2 separate regions of the Homo sapiens genome follow, and region 1 is linked to region 2. Evidence: chromatin loops called from intact Hi-C (ENCODE). Cell type or tissue: PC-3. All regions are shown on one strand. Each heading gives the region's core, and the rest is flanking DNA. Links, peaks and the distances in the headings are about the cores only. Region 1 has its middle 32 kb from the start of NRP1. Region 2 has its middle 89 kb from the start of LINC02628.

What was found. Peaks named below come from ENCODE experiments on the same cell type or tissue, not always from the same donor. Only the 100,000 strongest peaks of a DNase experiment are listed, where the experiment ranks them.
Region 1: it touches region 2 in a loop (2.2-fold over the local background); 4 of 110 quality-filtered maps call a loop at or near these places.

Annotation. Positions count from the first base shown.
Region 1 is chr10:33,358,671-33,374,561 of GRCh38, forward strand. No RefSeq gene overlaps it. Among named protein-coding and RNA genes, the nearest start is that of NRP1, 32 kb to the left of the region's middle. In PC-3, for the core only: no CTCF peak of the experiment used is centred there; DNase peaks (open chromatin) are centred at 4,651 and 7,421; H3K4me3 peaks cover 4,251 bases; H3K27ac peaks cover 4,872 bases.
Region 2 is chr10:33,504,265-33,520,155 of GRCh38, forward strand. No RefSeq gene overlaps it. Among named protein-coding and RNA genes, the nearest start is that of LINC02628, 89 kb to the right of the region's middle. RefSeq lists enhancers at 11,741-12,332, 14,910-15,751 and a silencer at 15,357-15,651. In PC-3, for the core only: no CTCF peak of the experiment used is centred there; DNase peaks (open chromatin) are centred at 3,927 and 5,207; H3K4me3 peaks cover 1,218 bases; H3K27ac peaks cover 2,547 bases.

The DNA.
Region 1 (15,891 bases), core at 4,282-12,281, 140 kb before region 2:
ACAATGTAAGGAAAACTAGTGTTAGAATATAAGCTGTTGAGAAGCAAATGATAGTAATATTTCTGCAAATTTAGCTCAAGATAATTTTCACAAGTCAGATCCACAAGTCAGATGGCAAAATTCTTATAAAGCTTATCAAGATGTCTCAAATGCTTAAAAAATAAACAGAAAAAAGAGAAAAATATAGTAATAATCATATCTAGTTTGGCTTTCGTCTAATAAAAATGTGTTATTTGGAAAGTGCTTGTAAATAGCCTAAAAATTTCTTTCATATCATCTTTAGAACTTAACAATTATAAAAATGAGCCAATTGATTTTTACATTACAAAATGCAGACATTCTAAATATCAGCTACTAAAGTAGTCATATCTTGATGATGTAACATGTAATTAAATTTTAATCTACATTTTTAATATACAATAGTATATTAAATCACATACAGTGTCATTTTAAAATTTATAACTCAACCATCCTTTTTTCTTACATAATTAAAGTAAATCAAACAGTATGTGTCATATAATAAATGGGAAAAAGCTATGATTTTTAACACATGGAACAGATATTATAGAAATTTTTATTAAATGAATTTTGTAATATGGTCTTAAATAATGCACTGATCTAAAGAAATTTAAAACCCTTTTCAACTTAAAATTACTTTGCTTCATACCATGGAAAATTTTAAAGGAAATTGTTGGTGAATTATTATGAAAAGGGTTCATGAGTCACAGAGAGAGGAAAATGCTGGACTAGTGCACTGGGTACCTGGATCTGGGTAATGGGGGAGTGTATCAGTCTGTTTTCACGCTGCTGATAAAGACATACCTGTGACTGGGTAATTTATAAGGAAAAAGAGGTTTAATGGACTCACAGTTCCACATGGCTGGGGAGGCCTCTCAATCGTGGCAGAAGGTGAAAGGCATGTCTTGTATGGTGGCAGACAAGAGAAGAGAGCTTGTGCAGGGGAACTCCCCTTTATAAAACCATCAGATCTCTTGAGACTTATTCACTATCACGAGAACAGCATGGGAAAGACCTGCCCCCATGATTCAATTATCTTCTACCAGGTCCCTCCCACAGCATGTGGGAATTATGGAGCTACAGTTCAAGATGAGATTTGGGTGGGGACACAGTGAAACCATATCAGGAGATAGAGGTCAAGGAGAGTTACTGCAGAAAGGTGAGGAAGAAACCAGTCCAAGAGATCTCCAGGTTGTGGGAAGTTTTGAAACCCTAGGCATAGGTAGGGCTTACTTTTGGAAGAGGGATCATTTCCTCTGAGCTAAAGGGGAACGGGTACAACTTTGAAACGTTTCTTAAAATACTGTACGTGCCAGAAGTCAGAATGCTCATGAAGTTCTCAAAGTCCCTATCTAGAAAATTCTGGAACAATTGCTCTATTCAGTGAAAGTTGCCTGTGTTCTGGATACCATCACCTCAAGTCTCCTCTGGTACGTTGTTCCACCAGTTATTGCACCTCTCCTATATCTTCCATCTTTCCTTTTCCATTCACCTTTCATTAGCAAATGGATGAACACACATTTTAAACCCGTATTAAAATGGGTTTACTCAGGCAACTGTAACAAAATATCATAGGCTGGGTGGCTGAAATAACATACATTTATTTTCTCTCCATTCTGAGGACTAGAAGGCTAAGATTAAGGGTTTGTGTCTAGCAAGGCCTCACTTGCTGTCTTGTAGACTGAAGCCTTCTTGCTGAGTCCTCACATGGCCTCACATGTGAGGGTCCAGATGAGAGAGATAGCCAATGTCCTTTCCTCTTCTTATAAGGATATGTTAGGGCCCCACCCTTAAGACCTCATTTAATCTTCTTTTTTTTTTTTTGAGTCGGAGTCTCTCTCTCGCCCAGGCTGGAGTGCAGTGGCACAATCTCGGCTCACTGCCACTTCCACCTTCCAGGTTCAAGCAATTCTCCTGCCTCAACCTACTTAGTAGCTGGGATTGTGGGTGTGCATCACCATACCTGGCTAATTTTTGTGTTTTTAGTAGAGATGGTGTTTCATCATATTGGCCAGGCTGGTCTGGACCTCCTGACCTTAGGTGATCTGCTTGCCTTGGCCTCCCAAAGTGCTGGGATAACAGGTGTGAGCCACTGGGCCCGGCATCATTTAACCTTAATTATCTCCCTAAAGGCCCTGTCTCCAAATAAAGTCGCATCATGGGTTAGAGCATCAACATGTGAATTTGAGGGGTACACAATTCAATCCATAACAAAACTCTTTAATCTGTGTATGTTTCCACTTCTTGGTTTTTTCCATATTCACCCCATGGCCACATATTAATGCATGTGTCTTAGTCAGCTTGTGTTGATACAATAAATTCCATAGGCAGGGTAGCTTAAACAACAAATACTTATTTTTCACAGTTCTGGAGGCTGGAACTGTGAGATCAGGGTGGCAGCATGGTTGGGGTTCTTGTTGAAGACCCTCTTCCTGGTTTGCAGACTGCCATCTTCTCATTGTGTACTTTACCCGGTAGAGGGAGAAGAGAGAGAAAGCAAGCTCTTTCTTATCTCTTCTTATAAGGTCACTAATCCCATCATGCAGCCTGCACCCTGTGACCTGATTACCTCCCAAATGCCCCATCTCCAAGTACCATCATATAGATAAGTACATATAGATGAGACTGACATTATTATTGAGAGTAAATTACATATTAAATACACCCAGCTTTTAGCCGTTAAATAATGTTGTGTTTGTTTGATCATTTGTAGATGAATCCCATTCTGTTTTCCACCTTTATTACTTTTCTTGTGTCGTCGCAAGACTGGAAGGGCAGACAGTCCAAATCTTCATATCGACCCCATGGAAACTTGCTCAATGTATGAATAGAAAGGGGACCATCAGTCAGACTGTCAGTCTCCAAGCTTCCTCTCTATCTTGTGGACTCAGATGTCAAATAATGTAACTTTCATATTAGGCAAATGCAAATATACTAGGTTGTATGTATCTGTATGTATTTTGATGACTGACACACTTTGGTATCGGTCAGCACACAGAAAGGAAAATGTACAAGATTGTACTCCTGGAAAGAAACAACTTTTAGGGTTTTCAAAGATTCCCATACAAAAAACTTTAAAGACAAAATGCAACACTTAATTGAAAATTCAGATTTGTGAAAAAGAAACAAAGATATAGATATATTCGTATTATATTTTTATTATATATTCTAGATGATATATTAATATTTGATATGGTTTGGATCTGTGTCCCTACCAAATCTCATGTTGAATTGTAATCCCCAATTTTGGAGGTGGGGCCTGGTGGGGGGTGATTGGATCATGGTGCTGGTTAATTATGAATGGGTCAGCACCATCCCCTCAGTGCTCTTCTCATGATAATGAGTGAGTTTTCATGTGACCTGGTTGTTTAAATGTGTGTAGCACCTCCCTTTTCTCTAGGCTTCCTGCTCCAGCCACGTAAGACATGCCTGCTTCCCCTTCACCATCCGCCATGATTGTAAGCTTCCTGAGGCCTCCCCAAAAGCAGAAGCTGCTGTGCTTCTTGCACAGTCTGCAGAACCATGAGCTAATTAAACCTCTTTTCTTTATAAATTACCCCATCTCGGGTATTTCTTTACAGTGATGTGAGAATGGACTAATACAATATTATAAACAGCATCTGTTTGAATGTTTTCATATTCTTTTTCATATCAAATATTGAGTATACTATTTTAAAATATTTTCACTTTTCACAAAAGCTAAATTAGGCTGATTAAATTTAGGCAGGGCTTTTTGATTTTTACTTATATGTGTCTTTCTTGTTTGAATTATTTTAATAAGAAGATACATGGCTTTCAGAAAGAAAGAGAGAAGAGAGAAGAAAGAAGAGAAGAAAAGAAACTGGCAGTGCCGGTGTATCTGCATATTTTCTATTTTGTCTTGACAACGTATGCAGATTATAGAACTTCTTAAAAGGTCATTTGATAAAGTGAAACAAATGACTTCGAAAAAATAATCCTAAGGGAAAATTGTTTGGAACAATTAAATTGTAATAAAAATAATTTAAACCACTTTGCAATTAGTCTTCTTATGAACATCTACAACTCCAAAATGATTTTGACAAAAATGAATCTTGGCAACCAATTAATGCTCAGTCTCATCTAATTTATTTGGTTTTCTTGAGAGCAGAGAAAGCTGAAGAAGATTTCTAGAAATGATAACAATTTAAGACATTCACACACAATTGTATTTTTTGAAAAGCGTCTTATGTGAATTTTTATTACAAATAAAAATATTACACCTTTTGTTGTCATCTGAATACACTGCAATAACTTTGAAGTTGTCTGAATTGTTATATTCAAAGCAAATCTGCATGGTGAAGCTTATTATTTTCATTTATTAAAAAAGAATATAACAAACTATTTTCAGTAACTGTTACTAACTTTATTTAGATATCACCATCTGCATTTTAGGATTATCTGTACAATAACAATTGCATTGTTACATTAAATGCAAGAACCCCTCTTCTGCTTATCATTTTTAAGAGTAAAGCAATAGAGATGAAGTTGCAACAGTATTGGCTATTAGTGATATTTGCCAAGCCAAGTTTCTCTCTCTCTCTTTCTCTGTCTCTCTGTATGTAGTGACTGTAAAGCTAACCATCAGATTTCAAGTGTAGATTATGGAGTGTCTTATTATGTGGAAATAGGCTTCTGTGAGCTCATACAAGTATGTGTGATGGTTAGGTTCACTATGAAATACCTTACAGATAAAATCTCTTTTATAATCTTTACTATACATTCATTTATGATTCATCAAAAACAACACAAAGAATTTAAAACTAAATGTATGCCCTTGTTATTTGTTTCATGGAACTCATTTGACCAAGATGACTAGATCGATTAAGAAAGGATAGACACACAGAACTTAATTGCTAAGATCAAAGTATAATTTTAGCAAATCAACAATTGCCACTTATTTCTTCAATGGTACCTATGATCAAGAGGTTAATAATAGAGGTTTATGGATAGGACTGTTTCCCTGTAGAAGGCAGAATACCAAATACCCCAAATTGCACTGCCCGTGTCTTTCAAGTGCCTATGATTACAAACTAAAATAAAAACATATACAATGCAAACAAACGAAAAGCCCTATGGCTACATTTGGACAATACAGAAAACAATGGAAAGATTTGTATCTCCCTTTTTCCTCCCCTGTCTCCTCACCTCAGTTTTTTTTTCTTTTTAGTAGAGAGAGGAAAGAAAAGAAAAGTGGCAGAATCCAAAAAGAGGGAAGGAGCAAGAAGAGGAAAGAGAAATAGGAGGAATTGGGCAAGGTGAAAATAGACAAAAGGGTTATTTTAGTTGGCATTTCACTTGTTCTTCCAATAAAAGGCATATCCCATGTTATTTTGCTCATTGCCTTTGTCTGTCTGCTCTCTCTGCTCACCCCTGTGGGCCCATCAGGCCACCACTCATGTCTGCCTGCTGGGGGCTTGTGTAGAATAGAGCCCCGGCAGAGAAGGGCTTGACAATCTTTTACATAAAGCCTGAGTAAAGATCCTTCAGATGTGTGTGATCTTCAGGAAGCCATTAGTTTCTTTGAGCCTCTGTTTTCTCTATTCTAAAATAAGAAAACTGCTGATGTTACAAAGTGCTTTGGAGGAACAACAAAAACAACAGCACACATATCCACACGTGCACACATACATACCCGGAACTCACCTCCTGCTCCTTCCTTTAAGCCTATGCATGCATGGCTTTATCTAATCTATAAAATGATAATAATAACTTTGAAAACCAAAATTATATATGTTTTTTATTATGCAAGTGTAAACAGGCAGTCTGTAGAAAAAATACATTTAAACAATATACCACTCTCAAAATAAACACTAATGGTTTTGGTATATTCTTAGAGTTTTTCTTCAATGAATATACATACATATATTTTTATCCCAAAACACAGTTGTATATGTCATTCTGCAACTTGCTTTTTAAATGTGACAGTGCAATTCAGACATCTTTTTATATCAATACATATAGATTAATCTTGCTATTTTTAATAGTTGCATACTTATATGCCTATAATTTATTTTAACTCATCCTCTTTGTGGACATTTACATAATTTTCCTTTTTTTGGCTAATTCAAGTAATACTCAGTGAATGTCTTTGCATATAGATTGTGTTAATTTTTCCGTAGGATAAGTTCTTAAAGTAGAATGTTTGTGTGAAAGGTATGCTCCATTTGAAATTTTGATGGATAACACCATATTGCCCTCCTAAAAAGATTACATCTTATTTGCAATATTTTTCATTTCAATTTTCCAAGCTAGAAACTTCTGGGTCATCACCAAGCCTCTCCCTTTCATTTTCTAGCTTCCTTCCAAATTGTCACCATATCCTGTGATCATACTGCAGAAAGGATCTCCTCATTTCATCCCCGCATCTTCATCCTTCCAGCCAGTTTCTCTTTGCTCATGTCTTATAGAAGAAACTTCCAAAAGTTATCCACAATCCATTGTCCTTGTCATCCTGGGCACTTGAGAGAGGACATGGTTTTCTAAGGCTCCCTGGTATCTACCTGGCCATGCCAATGGAAAGATAAATAAAATGGCACATGCCCCTTGCAGGCTTGGCCCCTAGGAACCTGCCATTCACATTCTTCCTGCCATTTCATCTTCTACTGGCTGAATGTTGCCAGTTACAAGGCCCTGTGGGAGGTGGAACTGCACATGGCAGAGCCTGGGTCTCTGAGTGAACATGCCAGAGGACAGCTACCCCACAGTCCTGAGTGACTGCCCAGAGCAATGCCTCTTGTGTTGAGCTATGACATGGTTGGGTCTATTTGTTACAACAGTTAGACGTCAGTAGCAGAAGCAGAGAGGCCCCATCATTTTTTACTCACAGTATGAGAGCAGCCTTCTTGTTGGCCTCTCTAACTCCTGCTCCTTCCCCTTTCAGAAGCTCTGCTGCCAGAATAATCCCACTTTGAACCACAGTGACCTGTAACTCCTTCCTTTAAAGTCTTCAGGAACTCATTCCCTATAGATTCAGATCCAGACTCTTTGGCCTGGAATGGAAGATCCTTTATAACATGTCCACAGCCTTCCATGGGGTATTGGGGGCAGAGTCCTCATCTATCTTGTCCTCTGTGCTAGACAATCCAACATACAGTAGTGAAACCATCCCCCTTCCTTCTCCCCTGATGAAAACTATAAAGTGTATAAACTGTAGAGTTAATCAGGGGAGAAGGAAGGGGGAGAAATAAAAATAAGCCAAGCTTGAAGCACACTCTGCATTAGTCATGAGGTCAGCCTGCTTCCTCATAGTGGTTTGCTGCCTGTTGCCTCAGAATCATGTAGACCCTGTTACAAGATAAAAGTTCCCCTTTACTGATCTACAGATAACTTGAACATTACAAAGAATTGTTTTCCCTTTGAGATATTCTCTCAGTTCCTGCATACCAATAAAACTACTAGTGACTCAGCTGGTCTGAAGAACCCCACAGGAGGTGATTCACCAAAGAATACAGTTTCCACATCCTGATGATTTCATCCCCCTTACCCTGAAAAATGAACAACCCCAATTTTCCAGCCCCTCACCCTCCATGTCTCCCTTAAAAACTCCAGCCCAGAATTCCTAGGGGAGATGGTTTTGAAGGGGCTCCTCCCATCTCCTCACTCTGCTGCCTTGTGATCATTGAACTCTTTCTCTGCTGCAAGTCCTGCTGTCTCATTGTATTGGTCTCTTACTGCACAGTGGGCATATGAACTTGCTGCTTCTCTAACAGTAGCATTCAATACATACTTGCAGAATAAATCAATTCATATTGTTTGCTTTAGAGACAAATATAATGCAACATCAAGGAGGCAGTTTTATAAAAACAATTTGCTTTGTAGGGTTATTAATTTACGCTTAGCAATTGCTAAAAATACTGATTTCATGGCTCACCTCTTGAGATAGGGTAAAACAGCATGTTTTTGATATTGCTGATTTAGGTCCATAACATTCTAAGCCTAAAAGGGCCTTAGAGCTCATCTAGTACAATTTTCTCATTTTGCAGATAAAAACACTGCATTCCAGACAGCTGAAGAGACTCCAGGCTATGAAACCAGTGGGATACAGTCCCAAGCAGGCCAGCACCCAGTTCATAGGTCTGTCTGCCTTCTGTGACACCAGGCTGTCCCTAAGGCTAATGGCCCTAGACAACTTGATCTCTGCAGTCTAATGTCTGCTTATATTCAACTGGCTTTGTGGCTCCATTTAAGGTTTTATTTTTTGGTGCCTCATTTGTCAATTTGGTTTCCCAGTCTTGGTCTGACTGGGAAGAAGCAGAGCCAGTGTACCATGCAGGGGACGGGATGTTAGATCTGGCCTCTTGCTCTGCATTCCTCTGTCACCCATAGAATTTATTGAGCTTCCTCATGTACAGGTCCTTCTTCATTCATCAGGGCCAGAGGCTGCTGGTGAGCAGGGAGACATTTTTTCTAACATGGTGGGAGGAATGGCAGTTTTATAACTATAATTATACCCTCCAGAAAATAACTGTTACTTAAAAGGTGTATCGTTCTTTGTACATGGATCTGAAGGCTCAGCGATGGGTACATTTAAAAATCAATAAAGTAGTCAGCCAAACATTCAGCTCATGCATCACAAGCTCACAGGGATTCAGATTTAACAGAAAGATGGGGTAGGCACTGCAGTGGTTTGGGCCATGGGCACCTACTGTGTAAAGGAACAGAAACATTGTAAGACATTTCAAATTGCCCTGCACTTGTTCAGGTTAGGTTCATCTTGTCAGATACCTTTCCTATTCTCTCTGGTACTTCTCCATCACTTAGGATGAATGGTGAAGAGTTTTCTGGCAAAGTGCTTGTTGCACTTTGGTGTTAACCAGCTATTGACAGCCACACACTTTGAAGTGACTTCTCCTACAGGAGTCACTGATGGACAGCAGAGTGTAGTGCAAATATCAGGACTGAGGTTGGGAGGTTTAAATTACAGGTTTCAAATGATTTTGGGAGGAAAACTTCCATTTTCAAACAGGGTGAATTATGAGAAACAACCTGAAATGCCACCTTTATGCCTCTTCTTATAACCTAAAAATACAGAATGGTCCTGAGAAAGTTTGCTTTGGCTAAGTAGCATATTTGTCTGTAAACTATGAAATTGCTCATTCATTCATCCATACAGTCATTAAGTTGATACATATTTATTAAGAGTATCCTCAACACCATTGAATATATACTCAATGAGTTGTTCTATGTGGTGGAATTAACAATAATGACAAACCAAGCCCCTTTACTCATGGAGTTTACATTTCAATGGAATAAGAATAATAATATAACAATAAGAAAACATAATAAGCCATGAGAGCTGCATTGGTTATATTTTAGTTTGTTGAAAAAACCCCTCAAACTAAGTATCTTAAAGCAAGAGTTGTTCATGATTTCCCACTATTTTGTGGGCAAGAGGGTGGGTCATTTGCTGCCCTCACCTGGACTCACACTTGTGGCTCCTTTGAACCGGAAGGTCAGCTGGTGGCTGGGCTTGGCTGGGCTTGGCTGGGCGCACTGGGTGGCCAGGCCCTTCTGACCACATCATGTTTTGTCTCTGGGTGGTCTTAGGGTTCCATGGGAACAAGTACCAAAGAGCAAGTGCTTATTGAGTTTCTGTGTGTGTCATGTTTGCTAATGCCCCACAGGCCAGAGAAAGTCACAAAGCTAGGGGCATGGATATGAGAATGCATGATTCATTACCGACCAGTAGAGAAACAATCTAACACATTGGTAATAAGAGGCAGGAAGCAAACTAAAGAATGAGGGAATCAACGGAGAGTGATGGGGCAGTTATTTTAGATAAGGAGATCAAGATGACTCTCTTTGAGGAGAGAACATTGAAACAGAGACCTGTGAAGTAGGGTAGGGGGTCAAGTGGAGGTACCAAGAGAGTGTTCCAGCCAGAGGGTTAGCATGTGCAAATGCCCTGAGTGGGAACAACAGGGAGCCAGTGTGGCTGGAGGGCAGTAAGCCAAGGGAGAATGTTATCATAGTGGTGGAACCTTGTAGGCTCTTGCAGACCACGGTAAGGACTTCACAAGGTGTTCTAAGATGGAAGGAAACCTGCACATGCTCGTTGTAGAAAAGGGAAGAATTTGATTTATGTTTTAAAAGGATCACTCTGGCTTCTGTGTAGAGAATAAACCTTATAAGAGCAAAAGTGGAAGCAGGAAAAGAAGTTAGGAGAAAAGAGAGAGTGAGGTGGCTTGGAATGCAATTATAACAGCGCAGATGGTGAGAAAGAGACAAACTCAGCATATGTTTTGAAATCAGGGCTCACGGTACTTAAAATGGATTGAATGTGGGTTATGAGAGAAAGGCATGAAGGATGCCTTCTAGGTTATTGTCTGACCACCTTGGTGAGTGGTGTTTCTATTACGAGAGAGATCGCATTGGCTGGGTCAGGGTAGAATGCAACATAGAAGATAGCGGACATATTTAGAAAATGAAATCAATGACATTGCCTCACAAAATTCTAAAGCTGAAAATCCAGCAACTGACATAATCCCATCATTTTATAGACAAAGAAATTGGGATCTGGGAAAATGAAGGAATTTCTTTTTTTAAAAAACACTTTCTGTAATCCCAGCACTTTGGGAGGCTGAGGTGGGCAGATCATGAGGTCAGGAGATCGAGACCATCCTGGCTAACACGGTGAAACCGCGTCTCTACTAAAATTACAAAAAATTAGCCAGGCACAGTGGTGGGCGCCTGTAGTCTCAGCCACTCGGGAGGCTGAGGCAGGAGAATGGCATGAACCTGGGAGGCGGAGCTTGCAGTGAGCTGAGATAGCACTATTGCACTCCAGTCTGGGCAACAGAGTGGGACTCCATCTCAAAAAAAAAAAAAAAAGACATTTATTAGGCCATTTTTGCATTGCTTTAAAGGAATACTGGGACTGGATAATTTATAAGAAAACAGGCTTAATTGACTTATGGTTCTGCAGACTGTACAGGAAGCATGGTGCCAGCATCTGCTTCTGGGGAGGCCTCAAGAAACTTTTATTCATGGCAGAAGGCGAAGTGGTGGCAGGCAGTTCACATGGTGAAAGCAGGGGCGGGGCCGGGAGGGGGGAGGTACTGCACTTTATTAGTTTCATCCTACAGGTGAAATTAGTTTGCTGATAAATGTCAAATGCTTTAAGATTTCGGAGAAAGTTATTTAGATACTCTGACTCTAATTTTTTTGTGGAGGGAGGATCACATTCGATAAACACTCAAGAGAATAAGATAGAGGAATGAGGCACCGGCAGAAGGGTTTTGTATTAGTCTGTTCTCACCCTGTTTTGAATAAATACCTGAGACTGGGTAGTTTATAAAGAAAAGAGTTTAATTTACTCACAGTTCCACATAGCTGGAGAGCCTCAGGGAACTTACAATTACGGTGAAGGCACCCCTTCACAGGGCGGGAATAGAGAGAAAATGAGTGCCAGCAGGAGAAATGCCAGATGCTTATAAAACCATCAGATCTTGTGAGACTTGCTCATTATCATGAAAACAGCATGGGGGAAACTGCCCTCATGATTCAGTTACCTCCACCTGGTCCCACCCATGACATTTGGGAATTATGGGAGCTACAATTCAAGACGACATTTGGGAATTATGGGAACTACAATTCAAGATGAGATTTGGGTGGGAACACAGTCAAGCCATTTTAGGTTTGGTGGAATTGCTTCTTTGAAAATACAGTTGCAGGGACCTGTCTTAGTCCTTTTGTGTTGTTATAAAGGAATACCTAAGGCTGCATAATTTATAAAGAATAGAGGTTTATTTTGCTAACCGTTCTACAAGCTGTGTAAGAAGCATGGAGCCAGCATGTGCATCTGGTAAGGGTTTCAGGCTGCTTCCACTCATGGCGGAAGGGGAAGGGGAACCAGCATGTGAACTGGTTGTTAAAAAGAGCAGGGCACCTCCCTCCCCTCTCTTGTTTCCTCTGTTGCCCATATGATCTGCACATGCTGGCACCCCTTAGCCTTGGCCATGAATAGATCTACCCCAGGGTCCAAACACCTCTCACCAGGCCCTACCTCCAACACTGGGGATCATATTTCAACTTGAGACTTGGCTGAGTCATACAAACCAGATCCAAATCATAGAAGGACCATAGCTAGTTTGGATAGATTTTACCATCAAGAGGTCTACCCAGACAAATGAAAGATCTGTGAGCATTTGTTGAATGAATCTTCAACAAAGTTTAGGCATTTTGAATATTTAGGTTTCCTTGTTGAAGCTTGAAAATATGCCTTTTGCATTTGACAAAAATTAAGTTACATTCTCTGAAGTCTGTTGAAGTAAATTTTTGTAGTCCTGTCATTCATTTCCCACTTTATTGAGTACACTGCTGGTATTTTTGGTTGTTGTTTTTAAGCTTTCTTTATTTTCCAATCCAAATTGATGTGTATCAGGCTGGTATTTTTAATGTTAATGGGCACTCAAAATTTAGTGTTCAGAGAGGTAGAGAAGGCAAAAGAAATAGGCTGAAATTTATCTTAAATCAAAGAGCCAGGCTAAAAGGAGTCTATGTCAAGGGGGCAGGAGGTATGGTTACTACGAATTTAAATAGGATTCCCCTTGTATGAAATTAGCAGTTCTTCATTACTCAGCACGTCCTTCCCCACCTATTTCCTTCATCATACTTATCATCCAGAGATTGCTGAAGACAGAAACATATTATGATGACCTTTATTAGGTGTTTACTATATTCCAGGTTTGTAGCTAAGTGCTTTATAAACATTACCTCATTATTGTTTTGTCCCTAGAGTCAACGCTTATCTGACTCTAATCTTCCTAGAAGATAGGGCCCTGGTTTTTTGATATATTCACTATACGACCTTCAGCAAGTCATTAAGTTCCTTATGCCTCAGGTTTATAATTTATGAAATGCAGGATGGATTTTTGTGTATACTACCCTTCAAATTTTATTTCTCTTTAAAAGTTATGACTTAAAAATAATTCCATGTTTGGCTTTATCTAAGGAGATGAGGGCATCAATGGAAAAGGACTTTGAAAAATGAAAAAATGAACAGGTCCTTCTAGAAGTTCGAGTTTTTGAGAAAAAAATTGCGGGAATGAGAAGTCTTCCTTTCCCTAACTCTTTTTACTGCTGATTTTATTTATTTATTTATTTTTGAGATGGAGTTTCACTGTTTTGCCCAGCCAGGAATGAAGTGGCACAATCTCGGCTTACTGGAACCTCTGCTCCCCCAGGTTCAAGAGATTCTCTTGCCTCAGACTCCTGAGTAGCTGGGATTATAGACACCTGCCACCATGCCTGGCTAACTTTTGTATTTCTAGTAGAGATGGAGTTTTGCCATGTTGGCCAGGCTGGTCTCAAACTCCTGACCTCAGGTGATCCACCCGCCTCAGCCTCCCAAAGTGCTGGAATTACAGGCATGAGCCACCATACCTGGCCTCGTTTTACTGCTTTGAATGGCAAGATTCCCTTATGTGTTTCCTAGTTCAAATTATTTTGTTGTAGTTGTCAAAATTACTTTGTCCTGTTTTTGGAGGCAAGCATATAGTCTTATTTACCAATTAGTTTCAGAAATGTGAGTAGCATAGCTTCTCACATAGGCAGACTTTGTCAAGGATGATGTGGGAGGAATATTGAAGGATAAGTAGTCCTTAGTCTCTGTGTTAGCCCATTTTCTGTAGCTTATAACAGAATACCTGAAAGTCGGTAATTTACAAGAAAAGGAAGGTATTTCTTACAGTTATGGAGGCCAAGAGTCCAGGGTTGAGGAGCTGCATCTGGTGAGAGCCTTCTTCATGGTAGGGTCCACGTCAGCTCAAGGTATAGCATGGCAAGGGGGCTAAGCGTGTTGATGGGCTAGCTCAGGTCTCTCTTCCTCTTCCTATAAAGCCACCAGTTCCCCTCCCATGATAACCGTGAATCCACGACTGGATTAATCCATTCAAGAGGGAAGAGCCCTCATGATCCAATCATCTCTTGAAGGCCCCACCTCTCAATACTGACACATTGGGGATTAAGTTTCAACATCAGTTTTGGAGGAGACAAACATCCAAACCCTAGTAGCTTCCAGTACAGAATTGCCAATACCTTAGGTACTTCCAAGTAGAGAATTCCCCGGAAAATCTATTCCTTGGTTTTGGAGATTACTCTCCAAGTTCTCGCCAACTTGAGTTTCCGTGGTTCTGTGAGATTCTTTTTTCAAGTAATTCAAGGGTTTTCAGGTAGATACTGTCATAGATTCTGTTTCAAATCTGCCAATTCTACTGAACACAAAAAAAGGTTTTTTTTAATCCAGATTTTTTTCTTTTTTTTTTTTTGAGACAGAGTCTTGCTCTGTTGCTCAGGCTGGAGTGTAGTGGCACGATCTCAGCTCACTGCAACCACTGTCTCCCGTGTTCAAGCAATTCTGCCTCAGCCTCCCAAGTAGCTGGGATTACAGGCACACACCACCATGCCTGGCTAATTTTTGTATCTTAATGGAAACGAGGTTTCACCATGTTGGCCGGGATGGTCTTGATTTCCTGACCTCATGATCTGCCCGCCTTGGCCTCCCAAAGTGCTGGGATTACAGGCTGATCCAGATTTTTAAAAGGTTTACTTGAGTCTTAGTTTCATATTATGAACAGACAATCTCTAAGACTGAAGTTTAAAAGTTGCACTGAAGTACAGACTTCAAGTCCAAGTTTACAATTTCAGTTTCTCACTTACCTCATTTCTGATGTGCTTGTTATTTTATCTATATTCTGCAGAGTGAAAAAGTGCAGAATGAGAGTCATTAAGGTCTAAATTGGTTGTTGCTAAGGGTCTAAATTACTGTTGATGATGATGTAGCCCTTCTGGTGGCCTAGCTTTGCTGCTTTTGGTGCTGAGAGGTAGGGCGAAGGTCATGGGACTTGAAGTGGGAGGCAGGAGGAGGTGTGCGGGGTGTGCAGGGTGTGCATCCTGCAGTTTCTGCTTCTGACATTCAATCTTCCACCTTTGAAACTCTTTTTTGGGCCAGGGGTCACCACTTACTATAGGTAGAAGGCAGTCCCAATTCCTCCCTAACAGGCTGGGCGCAATGACTCACAGCACTTTGGGAGGCTGAGGCGGGCAGATCACTTGAGGTCAGGAGTTCAAGACCAGCCTGTCCTACATGGTGAAACCCTATGTCTACTAAAAATACAAAAAGTAGCTGGGCGTGGTGGTTCACACCTGTAGTCGCAGCTGCTTGGAAGGCTGAGCCAGGAGAATCACTTGAACCTGAGAGGCAAACACTGCAGTGAGCTAAGATGGTACCACTGCACTCCAGCCTGGGTAATAGAGCAAGACTCCATCTCAAAAAATAAATAAATAAATAAATAAATAACAAAAAGGAAAAAGAAACATTTAAGTATCCAGTGTAGACAAGTATCCAGCTTTGTGTAGATAGAGAGGCCATTCTCACAGATTTCTTTGGGTCTGCATTATCTTCCCAAACCACAACCGGTTTTTGGCCCAGAAATTCAAATTTGCTCCCTGAAGTCTGTTTTTCTTCTATGTTGAGCTTGTCACTGAAAAGTCAGTTGTCAATCTTAACATAATCCCCTTTCTACAAATTCCAACTATTTGGTTCTTTTGTCTCTCTAATTATTTTATTCAAAACTATCTATTCTTGTTTTGGGGGAGAGGAGATTTCCCTTCTTATTAAAAACCACTTAGTTATCAGTGATTATAAGATCAGCAATTCCTTGAGGACAAGGATTATGGGTTATTCATCATTGTATGTTCACTCATGCTTAAACACTGGACAATTTTTTTTTTTTATAAGCAAGCTACAGACAACCAAAATGGGGCAAGGGAATTCAACATGTAATCCATGTTTACCAAAACGAGATTTCCTGAGATTTCCAGCATAGCAAATGTATGTTTCTGTACTTTTCT
Region 2 (15,891 bases), core at 1,717-9,716:
TAAGGGTCTTATGATTTTCAGAATGATCAATGAGCACTGGCTTTAACTCAAAGTCACCAGCTTCATTAGCCCCTAACAAGAGAGTCAGCCTGTCCTTTGAAGCTTTGAAGCCAGGCACTGACTTTTCATCTCGAGCCATGAAAGTCCTCAGTGGCATCTTCGAATAGAAGGCTGTTTTGTTTACATTGAAAATCTGCTGTTTAGTGTAGCCACCTTCATCAATGATCTTAGCTAGATCTTCTGGATAACTTGCTGCAGCTTCTCCATCAACACTTGCTGCTTTACTTCACACTTTTAGGTTATGGAGATGGCTTCTTTCCTTAAACATAACAATCCAACTTCTGTTAGCTTCCAGCTTTTCTTCTGCAGCTTCCTGACCTCTCTCAGCCTTCATGGAATTGAAGGAGTTGAGACATTGCTCTGGATTAGGCTTTGGTTTACAGGAATGTTGTGACTGGTTTGATCTTCTATCCGGACAAATAAAACTTTCTCCATATCAGCAATAAGACCAGTTCACTTTCTTATCCTTTGTGGGTTCACTGGAGTAGCACTTTTAATTCCCCTCAATAATTTTCCTTTGCCCTCACAACTTGGCTGTTTGTCCCAAGAGGCCTAGCTTTCAGCCTATCTCAGCTTTCCATATGCCTTCCTCACCAAGCCGAATGATTTCTGCTTTTGACTTCAAGTGAGAGATGTGTTACTCTTCCTTTCACTTGAACACTTAGAGACCACTGGAAGGTTATTATTTGGCCTAATTTCAGTATTGTTGTGTCTTCTGAAATAGACTCTAGGAGAGGAAGAGGGACAGGGAATGGCCAGTTAGTGAAGCAATCAGAACAAACAGAACATTTATCAATTAAGTGCACCATCTTAGATGGGCACAGTTTGTGGAACCCCAAAACAATTACAATAGTAACTGACATCAAAGATCATTAATCACAGAGCACCATAACCGATACAATAATAATGAAAAAGTTTAAAATATTGGGAGAATTGCAAAAATGTGATTCAGAGATATGAAGTGAGCACCTGCTGTTGGAAAAATGGTGCCGATCAATGTGCTGCTCAGTGCAGAGTTGTCACAAACCCTCAATTCGTAATTTTTTAATGCAACATTTATGAAGCACTATAATGCAAAGTACGATAAAACGAGGTACGCCCGTATCTCAGTGAACACCTAGTGTGCTGTGTTGCATGGATGGGTGGTCACATGTCCCTGTCTCCTTCCACATACATCCACTCATAGTGAACCCAGAATACTTCTGGGACCAGATGTGTGAGGATTTTTCCCCACACACTAAGCAATTCTTCAGTGGACACCAACTAGGTGTCCTATAATTTAATTCAATGTGACACTATCTACCTGGAAATGGTGTCAGACCCCACAGGTTAAGGGCTCAGTCTCACAATGCTTCCCCAACTTTAGACACCAATTGCAAGGTTAGTACATTGTCGCCTGTGCTTCTGACTAACCGTCTATAAATCGGGGGTCCTACTACTCCCTCCATGGGTTTAATTTGCTAGCATGGCTCACAGCACTCAGGGAAACACACTTACTTATGTTCACCAGTTTGTTATAAAGGATATTACACAGGATACAGATAAACAGCTGAGGAAGAGATGGATACCGTGAGTTATGGGGGTGCACAACTTCCACCCCGTCTCTGGGGCTCCACCCTCCCAGTACCTCCCTGTATTCAGCCACTGGAAACTCACCAAATCTTGTTGTTCAAGTTTTTGTGAAGCTTGATTTCTATTTGCCCCCCACCAACCCACCAGCTATCAGTAGGTGGGGCTGACAGCTCCAACCTTCTAATCCTCTAATCACCTTGTCTTTCTGTTGACTGGCTCCATACAGAGACTATCTAGGGGTGTCACCCTACGTAATCTCTTTACCATAAACTCAGAAAGTGATCAAGTGGCTTCATTATAAATAACAAAAATAGTCCTATCACTCAGAAGATTCCAGGGGTTTTAGGAACCCCATGTCAGGAACTGGGAACAAAGACCAAACATATTTCGTATAATACCCCAATGACCATTACCAATTGTCATAGCCATCCAAGGATACAGATGTATTTCATAAATAGTCCTCTTAGTGTGGCTTAGGGATAAAAGTTTGTAGACACCTGCTCCAAACTTTGAACATTGAATTTAAGGTTGGCCAACCTCAGGCACTCTGGTGTGTTATTTATAAATAATAATTCTTCACCCCCCTCGTCCTCTTATCTGTCATATGAAGAGCCCATGGGAACCCTTAGCATCAGGAATCCAACTAATTTCCATTTGATGGGAGGATACAGCTGGACTTCCTACCCCCATACTGACATTCCTACTTGGCAGAGGCGTGACACTACCCTTATTTAGGATTCAAGAAACTTGCTATTTAAGATTTAGGAAAAATTCCTTTCTTCCAGGGACATTTCTCTTGAACATGTTTTGTTTCACATGTAATTTAGTGGTCACCTAGGGGCCAAAGAAAAACAGAGACTTTTGTCTATTTGTTTATTTCTTAAGGCTATCATGAAAGAAAATCCACGAATAACTTGAGCTGTCAATGGAAACCTTTTTTTAGGACTAGATCTCTCCTTCACATTTAGGTAGTGACTGGGACATTTATGGAAGAAAAATAAATAATAATAATAATTATTATGATAGCTTATCATTGTTCAGCCTTTGTTCTGTGCCAAAGATACAGATGATCTCATCTCATTCTTACAACAACCATGTGAAATTGGTGCTATGATTAATTTCAGTTTCACAGAAACTGAGGCCAGTGAGGTTAAGAAACTTCCTAAAATCACACGCAGCTAGTTAGTGTTGCAAAATCTGAACCCAAGCAATATGTCTCAGTAGCATGTGCCCTCTAGTATATATGTGTATATATATGTATAGGATAAAAGGATTCATACTTTTGTAGCAGGTATAAATCTTAGTCTATAAACTCAGATGCTTTATTTTCCATAAATCAATGTAATATCCTCTCTAAGCCCTTTTCCCACTGGGCTGGAGGAAATAAAAGCTTGACCATTCTTGAGGTTTCTCTATCACCATCTTCAGCAGATTTGAGCAGGGCTTGGGGATCTGCCTGACATGTCAAGATATTGGATAGACTAGGCCCCTCTGTTTGATGCCTGTTGAGAGGCACATTGTCCCTGGCCACGTGATAATCTCTGTTCTGTGGGCTTCTGTACCAAGCTTGGGACCAAGAGTCTTGGGGCACTTCCCCAGGTGTATCACACACTCACCTTCCCTGAGGTCCCGCCATGGCCTCAGGGAGCAGGAGCAGATCCTCATACTCTTGGACTAGGGAATTTTTTTTTCTTTTTTTTTTTTTTTTGAGACAGTCTCATTCTGTTGCCCAGGCTGGAGTGCAGTGGCGCAATCTCGACTCACTGCAACCTCCACCTCCCAAGTTCAAGTGATCCTCCTACCTGAGCCTCCAGAGTAGCTGAGCCTCCAGAGTAGCTGGGAGTACAGGCATGCGCCACCACGCCTGGCTAACTTTTGTATTTTTAATAGTGACGGGGATTCACCATGTTGGCCAGGCTAGTCTTGAACTACTGACCTGAGGTGATTCACCTGCCTTGGCCTCCCAAATTTCTGGGATTACAGGCGTGAGCCACTGTGTCTGGCCTGGACTAGGGAAATCTTAATTGCTCTGAGAAAATGCAATCTCCTCTTCTTTCCTCCCTCCCTCCTTCTCTGTCTTTTACTCTCTCTTCTCTCCCCGTGAGAGAGCTGCACTTTGCACTCTTTCTTAAGCCACCGATCTTCTCAATGGACTCAGAATTTTGACAGCTTTTACAGTAGGGAACCCTACCACAGCACGGACCTTGATACCTCTTTGAACAGGCGAAGGTCAAGGCAAAACACAGAGTGAAAGCTTCAATAAATATTTCAAAACACACTCTTGCCACATCACCTTTCGCTTATTTTTACAATATGCTGCACGCTTACTCACTCTCACACTCACAAACATAACTGCACAAACATCATTTCCCATTCTTTTGATGTTTAAATACTTTCCTTCTCCTATCAGATGAAGTTTATATTATCTAGGCTTTGTCTCTGACAATTCTGATGTTGTTGTTATGGAAATATGTCAAGACATTTCTTTGTAAAAATTCCCAATGAGGCTGGGCACAGTGGCTCACACTTGTAATCCCACCACTTTGGGAAGCTGAGGTAGGAGGATCACTTGAGTCCAGGAATCAAGACCAGCCTGGGCAACATTGTAAGACCCCATCTTTACAAATAATAGTAATAATAATTAGCTGGGCATGGAGTGCATGCCTGTAGTCCCAGCTACCCAGGAGGCTGAGGTGGGAGGATGGCTTGAGCTTGGGAAGTTGAGGGTGCAGTGAGCTGTGATCATGCCACTGTGCTCTAGCCCAGGTGACACAGTGAGATTCTATCTAAAAAAAATTTTCCAATAAACTTTACATTATAGTGATGCCCCTGTGGTTGTGGGCAATGTATAAATGATTTGACTAATTTTTTCCCATATGTCAATTCAACCCTCAATATTTTCCAAATTTATCTTAGAATTTATATTTAAATTTATGAATTATCTTGAAAGACCTGATTGTTTGGAATCTACCCTCATCTATTCTACTTATTTGAATCTTTAGAAAGATTATTAAAGGAATATTTAAGTGTGTTGTTTCATGGAAATTAGGAATACCGAGTTATAATGTAAATATATTCATTCAGAAACTGGGGTGGGGGTCGGGGGGGAAGTCCTCAGGGAAGATACAGTATTCACTATTGACGTTGGTTTAATATTGCTTTGTACAGTTGTTTAATATGTACGTTGTTTGTATTTTATCTTGTATATATCTCTCCACCACACATTAATCCTTGGACTGTTAGTACATACAGAACACATGTCGGGATGCTTTCTCAGTGGACCTCATCTTCAGGGATCATTTTATTTCCACAGTTTAGTGCCTCCTTACTAGAATAGAGAACTCCATAATTTTTTCTAAAGATTCTATCAGTCTTGATCCAATGTGCTAGGTGATAAATGACTGAACGCTGGCCCCGGAGGGGAAGTTAGCAATGAGTCATGCTGTCTCCTAGTAACCAGTCAGTAAATAGCTTCCAGCAAATATTTTAAACCTCAAAGCACACTTACCTTTGGTATTATCCTTAGACAGACTATCCTCATCTATATCTGCACTCTCATCTCTCTTTCAGAACTTCTAAGAAAGGAGAAAAAGTGGGATCGGGTTTGCATATGACGTCACCCCCTTGAAAACCCACATGAAAACATTCCTACCCCAGGGAGTCTGTCTCAACAAACCTTTTCCTTGATTTGTTTCTCTGTATTTTGCTTGCCCTCAAATGTTATGAAGCCATGTATACTCCACGTAATTTTCATTTGTTTGTTTCTAGATAGGCCCTTCTATGTAACTATTCAATGAGTCCATACTGATGTGTGATTTCAGAGTTTAGCATGGAGGTCAGCACACGATCAGAACAGAAAGCGACACTCAAGCACCCTGCTCACACATCCCACCAATGACACTGTTTCAGACTAATTAATTTACATGTGTAAAGGTTATTTAAAACATAAATCCTCCCTAAGTGAGAGGTGGGAAAGGGGAGAATTAAGCCTATTAATCTTGTTCACCTTATCCCCACGTAAGACTGTTTTCTTTAGACATTTAGGGTCAGACTCTGTAGCATGGGAGTCCTTATTAGGGATATGGAAAAAAACACGAGAGTTCGTTTTGGAGCATGGAACATCAAAAGATGTGTCTATGTAAATGAATGCAAAAGGCTACTTTAGATGGACAGAGAGCAGCAAGAGAGCTCCAGACTTTAGCAAAGGAGGGATGCAAAGAGAAATAACTAGGAAGGGAAGATGAGTAGCAGGAACCAAGGTCACTGTGAACCCTCTTAGCCTAACTCTAAGGTACGGCTGCAAGTCTCTGAATTAAACTGTGAGCCTTTTAAAGATGTGATTTCTTCTGTTTCCTTGTTTTCCTCTAAAACTCTATACAGAGTAAGTGTGCAGCAAATGTTTGCTGAACAAATACACTTCCATTTTAGGTAAAAAGTATAGATGGTCCCTAGACAGAAAATAAAGCACTAAGACTGTTTGGCAGGGTTATAAGAGGTAGCGCTGAGATTTTGCCAAGAAGGCTTTTGGCTTTTGGCTTTTGGAAAATTAGTCCCAAAAGTTAGTGCTCTCTTGGATAAACTGAACCCCCGATCCTTCTTCAGGGCATCTTTTAAAATTTATTTATTTTTTATTTTTTTCAGACCAAGTCTCACTCTGTTGCACTCCCAGGCAGGAGTGCAATGGGGTGATCTCGGCTCACTGCAACCTCCACCTCCCAGGTTCAAGCTATTCTCCTGCCTCAGCCTCCCAAGAAGCTGGGATTACAGATGCTCGCCACCATGTCTGGCTAATTTTTGTATTTTTAGTGGAGACAGGGTTTCACTATGTTGGCCAGGCTGGTCTCGAACACCTGTCCTTAGGTGATCCACCCACAGGGCATCTTTTTTTTTTTTTTTTTTTTTCTTTTTTCTTTTTCCTTCTTTTTATTTTTTTTATTTTTTATTTTTATTTTTATTTTTTTTATTATACTCTAAGTTTTAGGGTACATGTGCACATTGTGCAGGTTAGTTACATATGTATACATGTGCCATGCTGGTGCGCTGCACCCACTAATGTGTCATCTAGCATTAGGTATATCTCCCAATGCTATCCCTCCCCCCTCCCCCGACCCCACCACAGTCCCCAGAGTGTGATATTCCCCTTCCTGTGTCCATGTGATCTCATTGTTCAATTCCCACCTATGAGTGAGAATATGCGGTGTTTGGTTTTTTGTTCTTGCGATAGTTTACTGAGAATGATGGTTTCCAATTTCATCCATGTCCCTACAAAGGATATGAACTCATCATTTTTTATGGCTGCATAGTATTCCATGGTGTATATGTGCCACATTTTCTTAATCCAGTCTATCATTGTTGGACATTTGGGTTGGTTCCAAGTCTTTGCTATTGTGAATAGTGCCGCAATAAACATACGTGTGCATGTGTCTTTATAGCAGCATGATTTATAGTCCTTTGGGTATATACCCAGTAATGGGATGGCTGGGTCAAATGGTATTTCTAGTTCTAGATCCCTGAGGAATCGCCACACTGACTTCCACAATGGTTGAACTAGTTGACAGTCCCACCAACAGTGTAAAAGTGTTCCTATTTCTCCACATCCTCTCCAGCACCTGTTGTTTCCTGACTTTTTAATGATTGCCATGCTAACTAGTGTGAGATGATATCTCATAGTGGTTTTGATTTGCATTTCTCTGATGGCCAGTGATGATGAGCATTTCTTCATGTGTTTTTTGGCTGCATAAATGTCTTCTTTTGAGAAGTGTCTGTTCACGTCCTTCGCCCACTTTTTGATGGGGTTGTTTGTTTTTTTCTTGTAAATTTGTTTGAGTTCATTGTAGATTCTGGATATTAGCCCTTTGTCAGATGAGTAGGTTGCAAAAATTTTCTCCCATGTTGTAGGTTGCCTGTTCACTCTGATGGTAGTTTCTTTTGCTGTGCAGAAGCTCTTTAGTTTAATTAGATCCCATTTGTCAATTTTGGCTTTTGTTGCCATTGCTTTTGGTGTTTTGGACATGAAGTCCTTGCCCACGCCTATGTCCTGAATGGTAATGCCTAGGTTTTCTTCTAGGGTTTTTATGGTTTTAGGTCTAACGTATAAATCTTTAATCCATCTTGAATTGATTTTTGTATAAGGTGTAAGGAAGGGATCCAGTTTCAGCTTTCTACATATGGCTAGCCAGTTTTCCCAGCACCATTTATTAAATAGGGAATCCTTTCCCCATTGCTTGTTTTTCTCAGGTTTGTCAAAGATCAGATAGTTGTAGATATGCGGCATTATTTCTGAGGGCTCTGTTCTGTTCCATTGATCTATATCTCTGTTTTGGTACCAGTACCATACTGTTTTGGTTACTGTAGCCTTGTAGTATAGTTTGAAGTCAGGTAGTGTGATGCCTCCAGCTTTGTTCTTTTGGCTTAGGATTGACGTGGCGATGCGGGCTCTTTTTTGGTTCCGTATGAACTTTAAAGTAGTTTTTTCCAATTCTGTGAAGAAAGTCATTGGTAGCTTGATGGGGATGGCATTGAATCTGTAAATTACCTTGGGCAGTATGGCCATTTTCACGATATTGATTCTTCCTACCCATGAGCATGGAATGTTCTTCCATTTGTTTGTGTCCTCTTTTATTTCCTTGAGCAGTGGTTTGTAGTTCTCCTTGAAGAGGTCCTTCACATCCCTTGTAAGTTGGATTCCTAGGTATTTTATTCTCTTTGAAGCAATTGTGAATGGGAGTTCACCCATGATTTGGCTCTCTGTTTGTCTGTTGTTGGTGTATAAGAATGCTTGTGATTTTTGTACATTGATTTTGTATCCTGAGACTTTGCTGAAGTTGCTTATCAGCTTAAGGAGATTTTGGGCTGAGACGATGGGGTTTTCTAGATAAACAGTCATGTCGTCTGCAAACAGGGACAATTTGACTTCCTCTTTTCCTAATTGAATACCCTTTATTTCCTTCTCCTGCCTGATTGCCCTGGCCAGAACTTCCAACACTATGTTGAATAGGAGTGGTGAGAGAGGGCATCCCTGTCTTGTGCCAGTTTTCAAAGGGAATGCTTCCAGTTTTTGCCCATTCAGTATGATATTGGCTGTGGGTTTGTCATAGATAGCTCTTATTATTTTGAAATACGTCCCATCAATACCTAATTTATTGAGAGTTTTTAGCATGAAGGGTTGTTGAATTTTGTCAAAGGCTTTTTCTGCATCTATTGAGATAATCATGTGGTTTTTGTCTTTGGCTCTGTTTATATGCTGGATTACATTTATTGATTTGCATATATTGAACCAGCCTTGCATCCCAGGGATGAAGCCCACTTGATCATGGTGGATAAGCTTTTTGATGTGCTGCTGGATTCGGTTTGCCAGTATTTTATTGAGGATTTTTGCATCAATGTTCATCAAGGATATTGGTCTAAAATTCTCTTTTTTGGTTGTGTCTCTGCCCGGCTTTGGTATCAGAATGATGCTGGCCTCATAAAATGAGTTAGGGAGGATTCCCTCTTTTTCTATTGATTGGAATAGTTTCAGAAGGAATGGTACCAGTTCCTCCTTGTACCTCTGGTAGAATTCGGCTGTGAATCCATCTGGTCCTGGACTCTTTTTGGTTGGTAAACTATTGATTATTGCCACAATTTCAGAGCCTGTTATTGGTCTATTCAGAGATTCAACTTCTTCCTGGTTTAGTCTTGGGAGAGTGTATGTGTCGAGGAATGTATCCATTTCTTCTAGATTTTCTAGTTTATTTGCGTAGAGGTGTTTGTAGTATTCTCTGATGGTAGTTTGTATTTCTGTGGGATCAGTGGTGATATCCCCTTTATCATTTTTTATTGTGTCTATTTGATTCTTCTCTCTTTTTTTCTTTATTAGTCTTGCTAGCGGTCTATCAATTTTGTTGATCCTTTCAAAAAACCAGCTCCTGGATTCATTGATTTTTTGAAGGGTTTTTTGTGTCTCTATTTCCTTCAGTTCTGCTCTGATTTTAGTTATTTCTTGCCTTCTGCTAGCTTTTGAATGTGTTTGCTCTTGCTTTTCTAGTTCTTTTAATTGTGATGTTAGGGTGTCAATTTTGGATCTTTCCTGCTTTCTCTTGTAGGCATTTAGTGCTATAAATTTCCCTCTACACACTGCTTTGAATGCGTCCCAGAGATTCTGGTATGTGGTGTCTTTGTTCTCGTTGGTTTCAAAGAACATCTTTATTTCTGCCTTCATTTCGTTATGTACCCAGTAGTCATTCAGGAGCAGATTGTTCAGTTTCCATGTAGTTGAGCGGCTTTGAGTGAGATTCTTAATCCTGAGTTCTAGTTTGATTGCACTGTGGTCTGAGAGATAGTTTGTTATAATTTCTGTTCTTTTACATTTGCTGAGGAGAGCTTTACTTCCAACTATGTGGTCAATTTTGGAATAGGTGTGGTGTGGTGCTGAAAAAAATGTATATTCTGTTGATTTGGGGTGGAGAGTTCTGTAGATGTCTATTAGGTCTGCTTGGTGCAGATCTGAGTTCAATTCCTGGGTATCCTTGTTGACTTTCTGTCTCGTTGATCTGTCTAATGTTGACAGTGGGGTGTTAAAGTCTCCCATTATTAATATGTGGGAGTCTAAGTCTCTTTGTAGGTCACTGAGGACTTGCTTTATGAATCTGGGTGCTCCTGTATTGGGTGCATAAATATTTAGGATAGTTAGCTCCTCTTGTTGAATTGATCCCTTTATCATTATGTAATGGCCTTCTTTGTCTCTTTTGATCTTTGTTGGTTTAAAGTCTGTTTTATCAGAGACTAGGATTGCCACCCCTGCCTTTTTTTGTTTTCCATTGGCTTGGTAGATCTTCCTCCATCCTTTTATTTTGAGCCTATGTGTGTCTCTGCACGTGAGATGGGTTTCCTGAATACAGCACACTGATGGGTCTTGACTCTTTATCCAACTTGCCAGTCTGTGTCTTTTAATTGCAGAATTTAGTCCATTTATATTTAAAGTTAATATTGTTATGTGTGAATTTGATCCTGTCATTATGATGTTAGCTGGTGATTTTGCTCATTAGTTGATGCAGTTTCTTCCTAGTCTCGATGGTCTTTACATTTTGGCATGATTTTGCAGTGGCTGGTACCGGTTGTTCCTTTCCATGTTTAGCGCTTCCTTCAGGAGCTCTTTTAGGGCAGTCCTGGTGGTGACAAAATCTCTCAGCATTTGCTTGTCTATAAAGTATTTTATTTCTCCTTCACTTATGAAGCTTAGTTTGGCTGGATATGAAATTCTGGGTTGAAAATTCTTTTCTTTAAGAATGTTGAATATTGGCCCCCACTCTCTTCTGGCTTGTAGGGTTTCTGCCGAGAGATCCGCTGTTAGTCTGATGGGCTTTCCTTTGAGGGTAACCCGACCTTTCTCTCTGGCTGCCTTTAACATTTTTTCCTTCATTTCAACTTTGGTGAATCTGACAATTATGTGTCTTGGAGTTGCTCTTCTCGAGGAGTATCTTTGTGGCGTTCTCTGTATTTCCTGAATCTGAACGTTGGCCTGCCTTGCTAGATTGGGGAAGTTCTCCTGGATAATATCCTGCAGAGTGTTTTCCAACTTGGTTCCATTCTCCACATCACTTTCAGGTACACCAATCAGACGTAGATTTGGTCTTTTCACATAGTCCCATATTTCTTGGAGGCTTTGCTCATTTCTTTTTATTCTTTTTTCTCTAAACTTCCCTTCTCGCTTCATTTCATTCATTTCATCTTCCATTGCTGATACCCTTTCTTCCAGTTGATCGCATCGGCTCCTGAGGCTTCTGCATTCTTCACGTAGTTCTCGAGCCTTGGTTTTCAGCTCCATCAGCTCCTTTAAGCACTTCTCTGTATTGGTTATTCTAGTTATACATTCTTCTAAATTTTTTTCAAAGTTTTCAACTTCTTTGCCTTTGGTTTGAATGTCCTCCCGTAGCTCAGAGTAATTTGATCGTCTGAAGCCTTCTTCTCTCAGCTCGTCAAAATCATTCTCCATCCAGCTTTGTTCTGTTGCTGGTGAGGAACTGCGTTCCTTTGGAGGAGGAGAGGCGCTCTGCGTTTTAGAGTTTCCAGTTTTTCTGTTCTGTTTTTTCCCCATCTTTGTGGTTTTCTCTACTTTTGGTCTTTGATGATGGTGATGTACAGATGGGTTTTCGGTATAGATGTCCTTTCTGGTTGTTAGTTTTCCTTCTAACAGACAGGACCCTCAGCTGCAGGTCTGTTGGAATACCCTGCCGTGTGAGGTGTCAGTGTGCCCCTGCTGGGGGGTGCCTCCCAGTTAGGCTGCTCGGGGGTCAGGGGTCAGGGACCCACTTGAGGAGGCAGTCTGCCCGTTCTCAGATCTCCAGCTGCGTGCTGGGAGAACCACTGCTCTCTTCAAAGCTGTCAGACAGGGACACTTAAGTCTGCAGAGGTTACTGCTGTCTTTTTGTTTGTCTGTGCCCTGCCCCCAGAGGTGGAGCCTACAGAGGCAGGCAGGCCTCCTTGAGCTGTGGTGGGCTCCACCCAGTTGGAGCTTCCCGGCTGCTTTGTTTACCTAAGCAAGCGTGGGCAATGGCGGGCGCCCCTCCCCCAGCCTCGTTGCCGCCTTGCAGTTTGATCTCAGACTGCTGTGCTAGCAGTCAGCGAGACTCCGTGGGCGTAGGACCCTCTGAGCCAGGTGTGGAATATAGTCTCGTGGTGCGCCATTTCTTAAGCCGGTCTGAAAAGCGCAATATTCGGGTGGGAGTGACCCGATTTTCCAGGTGCGTCCGTCACCCCTTTCTTTGACTCGGAAAGGGAACTCCCTGACCCCTTGCGCTTCCCAGGTGAGGCAATGCCTCGCCCTGCTTCGGCTCGCGCACGGTGCGCACACACACTGGCCTGCGCCCACTGTCTGGCACTCCCTAGTGAGATGAACCCGGTACCTCAGATGGAAATGCAGAAATCACCCGTCTTCTGCGTCGCTCACGCTGGGAGCTGTAGACCGGAGCTGTTCCTATTCGGCCATCTTGGCTCCTCCCCAGAGGGCATCTTTTTAATACTGCAGTCTCATTTGATTAATGGGACAGCATCCTAAACCAGCTGAGGATTTTGTTTAAGGCCACACAGAAGAGTCAGAGGGGTCTGATAGCAATGTCATCGGATTTCCTCCCTTAGATGGGCTTATGCCAAGTTTTGGAAGATAGTTATAAAATTTTTGACTTCTAGTTTTTACTACCAGTGATAAGAAATTGTCACCATGTGTGAGAATTTTTTCATTCCATTTTAGTTGGTCTTTTTATTAATGAAATAACCACCTTGTTGAGGGCTTATTTCACATTGTAAACATAATGATCATTTTACTCCTCCCCCAGATTCCATAAGGTGGGGGTATTCGTTCTACCTCTACAACGGCAAGCTTAAAAAGTCTAATCAAGTTGCCCTTTGTCACCAAACTAATAAGACAGCGTAGAAACTTGAACCCAAGCTTTTATGGTTCTAAGTGAAGTTCGTAATCTTAACCACTGTGCAACATAATTTCTTTTCTGTAAGCCTCAAGCTTGCAACAGGTAGAAAAAGAAATTTTTAATGTTTATTAATCTGGCTAAAGAATAATAGTAGAATTATATGACAATAGTAAAAATGTAGATCTGGTAAGAATATTAGAAAGCTTTTAATCTTGTAGTTTTTATCTATTTATTTATTTATTTATTTATTTATTTATTTATTTTAGACAAAGTCTCACTCTGTTGCCCAGGCTATAGTGCAGTCTTGTGATCTTGGCTCACTGCAACGTCCGCCTCCTGGGTTCAAGCGGTTCTCCTGCCTCAGCCTCCCCAGTAGCTGGGATTACAGGTGCACGCCACCACACCCAGCTAATTTTTGTATTTTTAGTAGAGATGGGGTTTCACCATGTTGGCCAGGCTGGTCTTGAACTCCTGACATCAAGTGATCCGCCCACCTCAGCCTCCCAAAGTGCTGGGATGACAGGGTGAGCCACCGTGGTGGGCCTAATCTTGTGTTTTTTAGATTGTAATTCTCAGATTCCACAGAGGTACTCAGAGGTTGCCCAAGAGGAAGAAAAGGTAGAGTGGAAGGCCGGAGGCCGAGGGGAAAGAGCTCCGGGCTTTCAATTCCCTTTTCCAGAGACTAAAGTTTCCCTTAAACTTTCTTTATGTTGGAATTCTATATAAGATTTCATTTAGGAGCAGGTAGGCAGGGGTGGAGGGAGAGGAAAAGGAAGTTTGTTGAACCATTATGAAAAAAGTAGTTGACAATTGCTGAGTTAGTCTAGATCTATCATTTTATAGGTGAGATAATGGAGGCCCAGGTGGTAATTTAGCCAAAGTCACTCTGTTAACATCATAACCTCCCTAAACTGAGAGAGCCCTTGGGGATCACCTGACCCAATCATTTGCCAGCATTGGCTTCTCTCACCTGCCATCAGCCACATGGGGTCCAAACTCCTCCACAGCTGGAGGCTCACGGACCACCAAATCTTCCCATCTTTCTGATCCTTAGAAAATATATCCTTAGGCCGAGCGCAGTGGCTCATGCCTGTAATCCTGGCACTTGGGGAGGCTGAGGCAGGTGGATAACTGGGGGTCAGGAGTTTGAGACCAGCCTGGCCAACGTGGTGAAATTCCATCTCTACTAAAGACACACAAATTAGCCAGGCATGGTGGCATGTGCCTGTAACCCCAGCTACTTGGGAGGCTGAAGCAGGAGAATCACTTGAACCCAGGAGGCAGAAGTTGCAGTGAGCTGAGATTCAGCCACTGCACTGCAGCCTGGGTGACAGAGCAAAACCCTGTTTCAAACAAACAAACCAAAAAGTAAAACAAAACAAAACAAAAAACAACAAAAAACTCCTTATTATAAGCTGAGATCTGTCCTTCCGTATCCCTAAAAATTAACTAGAATAATTAAAGTCTTTCTCCCTTATGACAATGCCTCGAATATTTAAAGACACCTAATATATCCCTCCCGAGCCTCTCATCTCCAGACACAACTTCTCCCATTTCCTTTAATGTTCCTCAGAGAGTGTGGTTTCTTCTGGTCTGGTTGCCCTGCTCCAAAAAAGCTTCCATTTGTTTTTATCCCCTTTAAAGATTCAAGTGCAGAATTGAACATAATATTTTAATAATATTTCACTTTATATATTAAGTCATTTAAACTTCCATTCCTTACACAATATCACATTAACTCCCTTAAATGGGCAAGGGATGATAGGCAAGAGAAATAACATGAAGATACTATTATCTACAGCTGTGTTCTCCCACACAGACATAAATCCATACACACGCTTTCCTTGCTTCCTAAAAGGATCTTGCCTACACTTTCAAAATCACCCTGTGTGCTGTCCGTGAGAGTTTCTTCCTAAAGCAAGCCTTTGTTCATTGCAACTAGCCGTGTATGCTTTGCCGGAGGAGTTATACATTAGAAACCATCAGCTGACAATGGGGATATATTGAGTCAGATTCCTTACGTTGGTGCAAAAGTAATTGCGGTTTTTGCCAATGAATTTGGCAAAATTTAACCTTTAATTTGGGGTTTTTGCCTCGAATTAAAGTAATGGCAAAAGCTGCAATTGCTTTCCTACCAACCTAATAGATCGCTCTACTGCAGCCATGTCCGCAATGGCAACTAACATATCTATTTAATAGATAACAAAAGCTAGCCAGGGCACATTCATTTAAGAGCATGGACCAATGTTAAGAATTTTTTACAGATATTTTTGCAGGCGAGATGATAAAGAGGAAACCAATGATAATACAAGAAAGGCATTTTCTAAATTCTGTAGATTGTATTATGATTGGCCCTTGATGACCCCTGCTAATGAAGGAAACTGTTATGTAAATGACCCAAAACAGCAGGCAAAATGCCATGATGACATAGTTCTGATGTGCTTTGGAATTTGCATTTCCAAAACAGTAGCCGATTACCTTTCTAATAAAAACATGAAAAGTGGCTAGTGTTTCCCTGAGTTCATCCCGACGGATCCCGATGCATTCTGAGTGGCAGGGGAGTCAACCTGAAATTGAACATTTGCTAGCAATAATCCACGAAACAAACAATAACCCACATGTGCTTAATCTAGAGATGATCATATTCTACAGTTACTTCCTATTTTTGAACTGCTGCAAGTAGTTCACTGTGCATCTTCACATTGCTTTTTATTCAAGGGATCAAATGTGCTTATGTGTATCATCTTATTTGCTGTCACCACTGCTTGGAAATTATTATTAGCTCTATTTTATATTTGGGGAAATTAAAAGTTTCAGATTGTTAAGGAGGAATAGACCGGGAGAGGAAAGGAGT